Linked DNA regions of Homo sapiens: region 1 is linked to region 2. Evidence: read pairs that join two places in POLR2A ChIA-PET (ENCODE). Cell type or tissue: GM12878. All regions are shown on one strand. Links, peaks and the distances in the headings refer to the core of each region. The heading gives the core; the rest is flanking DNA.

The links. Peaks named below come from ENCODE experiments on the same cell type or tissue, not always from the same donor. Only the 100,000 strongest peaks of a DNase experiment are listed, where the experiment ranks them.
Region 1: POLR2A ChIA-PET joins it to region 2 with 6 read pairs; 3 of 35 experiments call an interaction of 5 or more read pairs at or near these places.

What each region holds. Positions count from the first base shown.
Region 1 is chr14:63,710,939-63,715,335 of GRCh38, forward strand. All of the region lies in intron 1 of SGPP1 (sphingosine-1-phosphate phosphatase 1), which reads right to left. Among named protein-coding and RNA genes, the nearest start is that of SGPP1, 15 kb to the right of the region's middle. In GM12878, for the core only: no CTCF peak of the experiment used is centred there; no DNase peak of the experiment used is centred there; H3K27ac peaks cover 1,083 bases.
Region 2 is chr14:64,347,194-64,351,590 of GRCh38, forward strand. It overlaps the pseudogene TEX21P. Among named protein-coding and RNA genes, the nearest start is that of MTHFD1, 39 kb to the right of the region's middle. In GM12878, for the core only: no CTCF peak of the experiment used is centred there; no DNase peak of the experiment used is centred there.

The DNA.
Region 1 (4,397 bases), core at 162-4,161, 640 kb before region 2:
TAATCATAACCCTACAGTATAAAAACTATTTCATAGGAATATTTTTAAAATTTCATTCATTAAGATTGTTTTCTTTCTTTTTTTTTTTTTTTGAGACAGAGTTTCACTCTTGCTGCCCAGGCTGGAGTGCAATGGCGCGATCTTGGCTCACTGCAACCTCTGCCTCCCGGGTTCAAGCGATTCTCCTGCCTCAGCCTCCCAAGTAGCTGGGATTACAGGCGTCCACCACCACGCCCAGCTAATTTTTTGTAATTTTAGTAGAGACGGGATTTCCACATGTTGGCCAGGTTGGTCTTGAACTCCTGACCTCAGGTGATCCGCCCACCTCGGTCTCCCAAAGTGCTGGGATTACAGGCGTGAGCCACTGCACCTGGCCATTAAGATTGTTTTCTAGGGATTTATATTGGTGGGAAAATTCTTTACATAATGTATTACTCAGGGTTCTCCAGAGAAACAGAACCAATAGGATATGTATATCTACATATACAAAGAAAAGTTTATTTTAAGGATTGGTCATGCAGTTGTAGGGGCTGGCAAGTCCAAAATCTGCAGGGCAGGCCGACAGGCTGAAGACCCAGGGAAGAGTTAATGTGTAGCTCAAGTCTGAAACCATTCTGTTGGCAGAATTCACTCTTCTTTGGGGGAGGTCAGTCTTCTCTTAAGGCCTTCATTTAATTGGATAAGACCTACTCACATTATGGAGGATAATCTGCTTTACTCAAAGTCCACTGATTTAAATGTTAAACTTGTCTAAAAACTACTTTCAGAAAAACATCTAGATGTTTTGATCATTTTTGATCAAAAGCTGAGTACTTTTGCTGGCCATGGTGGTCAAGGCCTGTAATCCCAGGAAGGCCAAGGTGGGCAGATCACTTGAGGTCAGGAGTTCCAGACCAGCCTGGCCAACATGGCAAAACCACATCTCTACTAAAAATATAAAACTTAGCTAGGCGTGGTGGTAGGCACCTGTAATCCCAGCTACTGGGGAGGCTGAGGCAGGAGAATCGCTTGAACCTGGGAGGCGGAGGTTGCAGCGAGCCAAGATCGCACCACTGCACTCCAGCCTGGGCAACAGAGCAAGACTCCATCTCAAAAAAAAAAAAAAAAAATCTGAGTACCTTTACTCAAATAAACTGATACATAAAATTAATAATCACATATAATATTAAATAAAAAGAATAAACTCCACATATAATATGGTCCCAACTATTTTCAAATTGTAAGGAAATAAAAAATTAACATTAGCTTTTTCTTTTTTTAATTTATTTTCTAAGTCTTCTATAAATTTCAGTACTTATCTTGCTTGTTCTCTTAGCAGAATAACAATGTTAACTACTTTTCTTTTCTAGAAACACCCTCTCTCTTACTTTCACTTCTGGCTTCCCTCTGTACTACATTCATTTTATGATACTGTCCAATCTACACCCCTCTCTTCTGAAAACTTCCCCCACTTGGACCCAGCAGTGTGGCCCTGGAGACATGCTCATCCCCTGTGATCCTGCTCCCTTGACCACAGCTACTTGGATCAGGAATGAACACTTGGCACTAGGGAAGCAAAACCATTGGCTGTGCTGAGCCAGTCAGATTCTTTTTTCTAAAAGTAGCTGCAAATAAAGTCAGAAAGAGAGTCTCTACTGTGTGCTTGAATTTATAAAAATAAAACTATGAGTGAGGCAGACATGTGCGTATGAAAACAGAACATTTTTAATTTTTTTGTATTTTTTACTTATTTTTTGTTTGTTTTTTTGAGGGAGGGTCTTGCTCTGTTGCCCAGGCTGGAGTACAATGGCACCGTTACAGTTCACTGCAGCCTCAACCACCTGGACTCAAGTGATCCTCCTGAGTAGCTGGGACTATAATCCCAGCTACTTGGGAGGCTGAGGCAGGAGAATTGCTTGAGTCTGTGAGGTGGAGGTTGCAGTGAGCCGAGATCGTGCCATTGTACTCCAGCCTGGGCAACAAGAGCAAAACTCTGTCTCAAAAAAAAAAAAAAAAAAAAAATGGCATTTCACCATGTTGCCCAAGCTGGTTTCGAGCTCCTGGGCTCAAGCAATCCACCATTCTCAGCCTCCCAAAGTTCTGGGATTACAGACCTGCACCACTGTGCCCAGCAGACCCTCTCTTCTTCTGTGTGTACTCATTTTGCACCTATATGCTGATGACAAGAAACTGGTCCTGATCTTCATGTATAGAACCATCTCCTGGACAGCTCCAGATGACTTATAGACACTTCAAACTCGAAATACCTAAAACTGAAGTCATCTCCATGCCGTTGCCACTTTCCCCAAATCTGACCCACTTTCATTATTTGCTATTTCTATAAACCAAACTACTACTTCTCAGCTTGCCAAGCAGGAAACCTCAGAACAATACTTTTTTTCCTTCTTACTGATATATCCAATTAGTCACCATGTTTTGTCAATTCTACCTCTTAATATCTATCAAATTCACCCATTTCTCTCTACTGCCATTGACACTAAGTCAGGGACTGGCAAAGCTTTTTGTAAAGAGCCTGATAGCAACTATTTAGGCTCTGTGGCCTAAACGGTCTATGTCAGAACTGGTGTCAGTCATAATCCCAAAAGATACAATCCTGAATGTTGAAATCCCAAAAGATCAAAATCTCTAAAGTCTAAAATCTCTAATATCTAAAATCCTGAAAATTAAAAACCCAAAATATTAAAATCCTGGAATTTGAAAGCCAAAATCTAGGGAAGAAATTTAGCACATTTTTGGTTGTATGTGGGATAGCCATATCATGTTAGGTGAAGTATTTTCTTGCTATTGTCTTTACATGGAAATTATATACAGTTCATACATATGGGTGTGAAGTTGACAAGGTTTGAATTTGTGGACTTAATTTTAGGTGTCAGCTTGACTGGATTAAGAAATACCTAGAAATCTGGTAAAGCATCATTTTGGGTGTGTCTGTGAGCATGTTTCCAGAGGAGATTAGTGTATGAGTCAGAGTGGACTAGATGGGAAAGATCTGCCCTCAATGTTGGCATGCACCATCTAATCTGCAGGAGGCCCAGACAGAACATATCCAGAAGGTTAACTGGATTCTTTGGGAGATGGGACAGACTTTTCTTCTGCTGCCTTGGATGTTAGAACTCCAGGCTCACCAGCCTTGGGATTCCAGCACATACTTACACCAGCAACCACCCAGATCCTGAGGCTTTCAGCCTTGGACTGGGAGTTACACCATCAACTTCCCTGGTTCACAAGGTAAAAATGTAGAAACTTAATAAACGAAGTGATGTACATCTGCATTTGTGAAAGATAAAATTTCTTGAGATCTTGACTCTTTGGGTGACTGCACATGTGGTAGCTGGCCCATGTGGTTTTTGATGGATCTCATCAAAAGGCTCAGATTGTCTATCATGGTATTTCAGATGACCACAGTTAATAAAGTGGAGTGCACACAATTACCAGCCATAGTGATAAATGTTTGTACTTCACTTTTTTAACTCTTTATTTTTTTTAATTTTCATTTTTTACTAATGGAGTCTCGTTCTATCTCCCAGGCTAAGACACAGTGGCATGATTATAGTTCGCTGCAGCCTCCAACTCCTGGGCTCAAGTGATCCTCCCACCTCAGCTTCCCAAGTATCTGGGACTACAAGTACATACCACCACACCTGGCTAATGTTTAAATTTTGTGTAGAGAAAGGGTCTTGATTTGTTGCCCAGGCTGGTCTCGAACTCCTGGCCTCAAGTGATCCTCCTGCTTTGGCTTTCCAAAGTGCTGGGATTACAGGCATGTGCCACCATGCCCAGCCTTGACCTCCTTCTATTTTTATTTATTTTTTTTTTTTTGAGACAGGGTCTCACTGAGTTGCCCAAGCTGGAGTATAGTGATGTGGTTACAGCTCACTGCAGCCTCAGGTGATTTTTCCCCACCTTAGCCTCCAGAGTAGCTGGGACCACAGGCACACACCACCACGCCTGGCTAACTTTCTATATTTTTTATAGTGATGGAATTTCACCATGGTGCCCAGGCTGGTATCCTGAGCTGAAGAGATCCTCCTGCCTCAGCCTCCTAAAGTGCTGGGATTACAGGCATGAGCCACTGCTCCCAGCCGACCTTTTTTTTTTTTTTTTTTGAGATGGAGTGTTGCTCTTGTTGCTCATGCTGTGATTTTGGCTCACTGCAACCGCTGCCTCCCGAGTTCAAGTGATTCTCCGCCTCAGCCTACCAAGTAGTTGGGATTACAGGCGCCTGCCACCACGCCCAGCTAATTGTTTGTATTTTTAGTAGAGACAGGGTTTCACCACGTTGGCCAGGCTGGTCTCGAACTCCTGACCTCAGGTGATCCACCCACCTCAGCTTCCCAAAGTGCTGGGATTACAGGCATAATCCACCGCACCCAGCCAATGACCTTATGAATACAGTT
Region 2 (4,397 bases), core at 280-4,279:
TACTCCAGTCTGGGTAACAGAGCAAGACTCCATCTCAAAAAGAATAATAATAATAAAACAAAAAACAAGGGATTTGTAATAATAACACTTAGAATACAAGGAGGAGGATATATGGATATATGGGGGTTTCAATTGTATTGGTAATATTTGTTTCTTAAAATGAGTGGTGAATTCCAATTTTATTCTATATGCTTAAATATATATTCTTTTGTATGTATGTAAAATAATTTTAATATTAATTTTTTTAGCTTCAATGAAAAGCATGCTGCTAAAATGGTAAAAGACCAAAGCTTTAGTGAATTTCTGAAAGCCTCACTTCCTTTACTTACTTTAAGGACATTTACTCTTGTCAGCTGAGTTTTCATATTTTTATTTGACAATTTCAAATCACTGAGCTGTCTCTGAAGTTTCTGAATTTTCTCCTCCAATCTTTGCGTAGTAGCAATCTGCAAATTCTGCCAAATATTCAATAACATTTGTTTTGTTGCATGTTGTCTTTCTCTAGCTTTTTGAACTTCTTGCTATGCTTGTCTATCTGGGAATGCTTAGTCCCTGAGTTTTCCTTTGCAGAAATCAACAGTATTGAAGTAAAAAATTGTGCTTTAAGATGTTATTATACACTAGCATAATACCACATCCACTCCAGACTAACACACTGCAGGCTTAACAATACTTCCATAAGTAAAATATTTTTCACCATAAATAAGCATTATTAAAATAATCAAGAAAATAAAATATGACAATAAAAGTGATGACTCAGGACTACCAAGAGTACAATGAAATAGATTTTATAAGCACCAAGCAGTAGCATAGATTAGTTCAACTTTTCTAGGAATGTATTATAAAGAAATAATCAAATATGTGGATAAAGATTCACACACGGGCCGGGCACTGTGGCTCAAGCCTGTAATCCCAGCATTTTGGGAGGCTGAGGAAGGCAGATCACGAGGTCAGGAGATCGAGACCATGGCCAACATGATGAAACCCGGTCTCTACTAAAAATACAAAAATTAGCTGGGCGTGGTGGCAGATGCCTGTAATCCCAGCTACTGAGGAGGCTGAGGCAAGAGAATCGCTTGAAACCGGAAGGCGGAGGCTGCAGTGAGCGGAGATTGCACCACTGCACTCCAGCCTGGGCGAAAGAGCGAAACTCCGTCTCGGGGAAAAAAAAAAAGACTCACACAAAGATATTATTTATTTTATTTTATTTTTTAAGTTAGGGTCTTGCTCTGTCGCCCATGCTGGAATGCAGTGGCGTTATCACAGCTCACTGAAGGCTTGACCTCCCAGGCTCAAGTGATCCTCCCATCTCAACATCTGGAGTAGCTGGGACTACAGGGTGTGCACACCCGGGCTTTTTTTTTTTTTTTTTTTTTTTTTTTTTCCCTCAATCTCCTGGGCTCAAGTGATCCTCCTGCGTTGCTCATCCAAGGTGCTGGTATTACAAGGGTGAGCCACTGCACCCGGCCATAAAGATATTCAGATATTCTTTTTGAATATCTGAGAGTTTCGCTCTTGTGGCCCAGGCTGGAGTGCAATGGCATAATCTTGGCTAAATGCAATCTCCGCCTCCTAGGTTCAAGTGATTCCCCAGCCTCAGCTTCCCGAGTAGCTGGAATTACAGGCGCTTGTCACCATGCCTGGCTAATTTTTTTATTTTTAGTAGAGACAGGGTTTCACCATGTTGGCCAGGCTGATCGCAAACTCCTGACCTCAGGTGATCCGCCCACCTTGGCCTCCCAAACTGCTGAGATTACAGGCATGAGCCACCGCACCTGGCCCACAAAGATATTCTTTACAACATTATTCATAATAGAAAAAACTGAAACAATGCAAATGTCAAAAAAGAAAAATTATTATATGATAGATTATTCCCTAGAAATTAAGTTTTCAAAAATATTTATTAAGAAAAATTAACAATGATGTAGTTAATGAAAAAAGCAGGATTAAGAAAAACTATGTACATCTCAATGATGATAAAAATATACATGGAAAATAATCAGAGGGAAATATACCTATATTTAATACTAGTTATCGCAAAATGGTGGGATTACTGGTGATTTCAATTTTATTTCTATTATTTTCTACTTTACAAATCTTCACTAATACACATGATTTTTTAATTTTTTGAGACAGGGTCTCACCCTGCCGCTCAGGCTGGAGTGCAGTGGTGCAATCACAGCACACTGCAGCCTCGACCTCCCGTGCTCAACCCATCCTCCCACCTAAGCCTCCCCAGTAACTGGGACTACAAGTGTGCACCATGCCTGGCTAGTTCTTAAATTTTTTGTAGAGATGGGGTGTTGCCATGTTGTCCAGGCTGATCTCAAATTCCTGGGTTCCAGCTATCCACCCACCTCAGCCTCCCTAAGTGCTGGAATTACGGACATGAGCCACTATGCCCAGCTGAATTAATTTTATTATGAGAAAAAAATTAGTTATAAAATGTTATTACAAAAAAGTTATGGTAAATGTTTTAATCCATTACAAGAAATAACATATTAAGGAACAAGAATCAGAATGGCATATTTTCCTCAATAACAACCCTAGAGATTAGAAGACAATGAAGTCCGTGTGTGAAAATAAAGTCTAAACCCAGCTATCAATTGAGTATGATGATTCAAACAAAAAAAGACATTGTCATTCACACAAGGACCTCAAAAAATGTCGCTCTCCAAGGCACCATTTCTTAGGAAGCCATTGGAGGATGTGTTCCAGTAAAATAAGAAAGGAAACCAAAAAAGAGGAAGAAATGTGATTCGGCAAACAATGAAACCTAACCAGGAGATTAGAGAAGGAAAGTCATGGCATCATGGCTGTGCTCAGGCCCACAGAGTAAAATCCAGACTGAAGCAAGGGAATGAAGGACTTTGGGAGAGAAAAAATGGGAGATTTTTAAAGACTAAAGGATCATCTGATACAGATTTAGGCAGGAAAAAAACCTTGATAAATGAACACTGAAAATTAAACGTATGAAAATATAAGGAAGGTATTAACTGTAGGAAAAATAAAATGCAATACAAGAAAGAAAATGTACCAAGAATATAGTACTTCATGCTTTTGTAAACATTTAGTATCACGGTAAAGTAAATGCTGATTATGCATTTAGCTTAAAATATCAATATAACCAGATTGGGAAGATGAAAGGAGCAGGTAGGAAAGTGGTATGAGAGATGAAATTTCATCTATCATATAACAGGAAATCAACAACATGTCTAATATAGATAACTCGAGATAAGGCAGTTTAAAATTGTTTAGGAAAATGGAAGTTACTATCAGAAACAGCTAAAAGAGTTAAAGAGTTCCCTCTGGGAAATAAGAGAGGTACAGAAGAGGGCTGCTCCTTTTCAATAAAAGACTCTTGGTATATTTGATTTTGAAAAGTGTGTGTGTGTGTGTGTGTGTGTGTGTGTATAAAGGGTTAAAAAAATTCTAGGCTGGGTGCGGTGGCTCACGCCTGTAATCCCAGCACTTTGGGAGGTCGAGGCATGGGGATCACCTGAGGTCAGGAATTCGAGACCAGCCTGGCCAAGGTGGTGAAACCCCACCTCTACTAAAAATACAAAAATTCACTGGGCATGGTGGTGCACACCTGTAATCCCAGCTACTAGGGAGGCTGAGGCAGGAGAATTGCTTGAATCTGGGAGGCAGAGGTTGCAGTGAGCCGAGATTGCACCACTTCACTCCAGCCTTGGCAACAAGAGTGAAACTCCGTCTCAAAAACAAAAAACAAACAAACAAAAATTCTGAATACCTTCAGCCAAAAAATGGAAATCAACACTAAAATTACAAAAATACATAGAACACAGTGAAAAGAAACATTTCTTATAAAAATCTATTGGACAAGCTACAGAGGAACATTCAATAGTACTTACTCTTTTTCTGATTTAAAAACAAAAGACAAAAAAAGCACATTTACTTAAGAAGGGAAAAGAGAAAGTAGGGTGCAGATTTAATAAACATACTATATATATTCATTACATATAAACCAAAATAAACTAATAAAATGTGTATTTATTTATTTATTTATTTATTTTTGAGACAGTCTCGCTCTGTTGCCCAGGCTGGAGTGCAGTGCCACAATCTCAGCTCAATGCAACCTCCACCTCCCTGGTTCAAGTGATTCTCCTGCCTCAGCCTCCCAAGTAGCTGAGATTAGAGGTGCACACCACCATGCCCAGTTAACTTTTGCATTTTTAGTAGAGACAGGGTTTTACCACGTTGGTCAGGCTGGTCTCGAATTCCTGACCTCAAGTGATCTGCCCACCTCAGCCTCCCAAAATGCTGGGATTACAGGGTGAGCCAGCGTGCCAGGCCATAAAACGTATATTTTAAAAAAAGAACTGGCCAGGCACGGTGAATCATGCCTGTAATACTAGCACTTTGGGAGGCCGAGG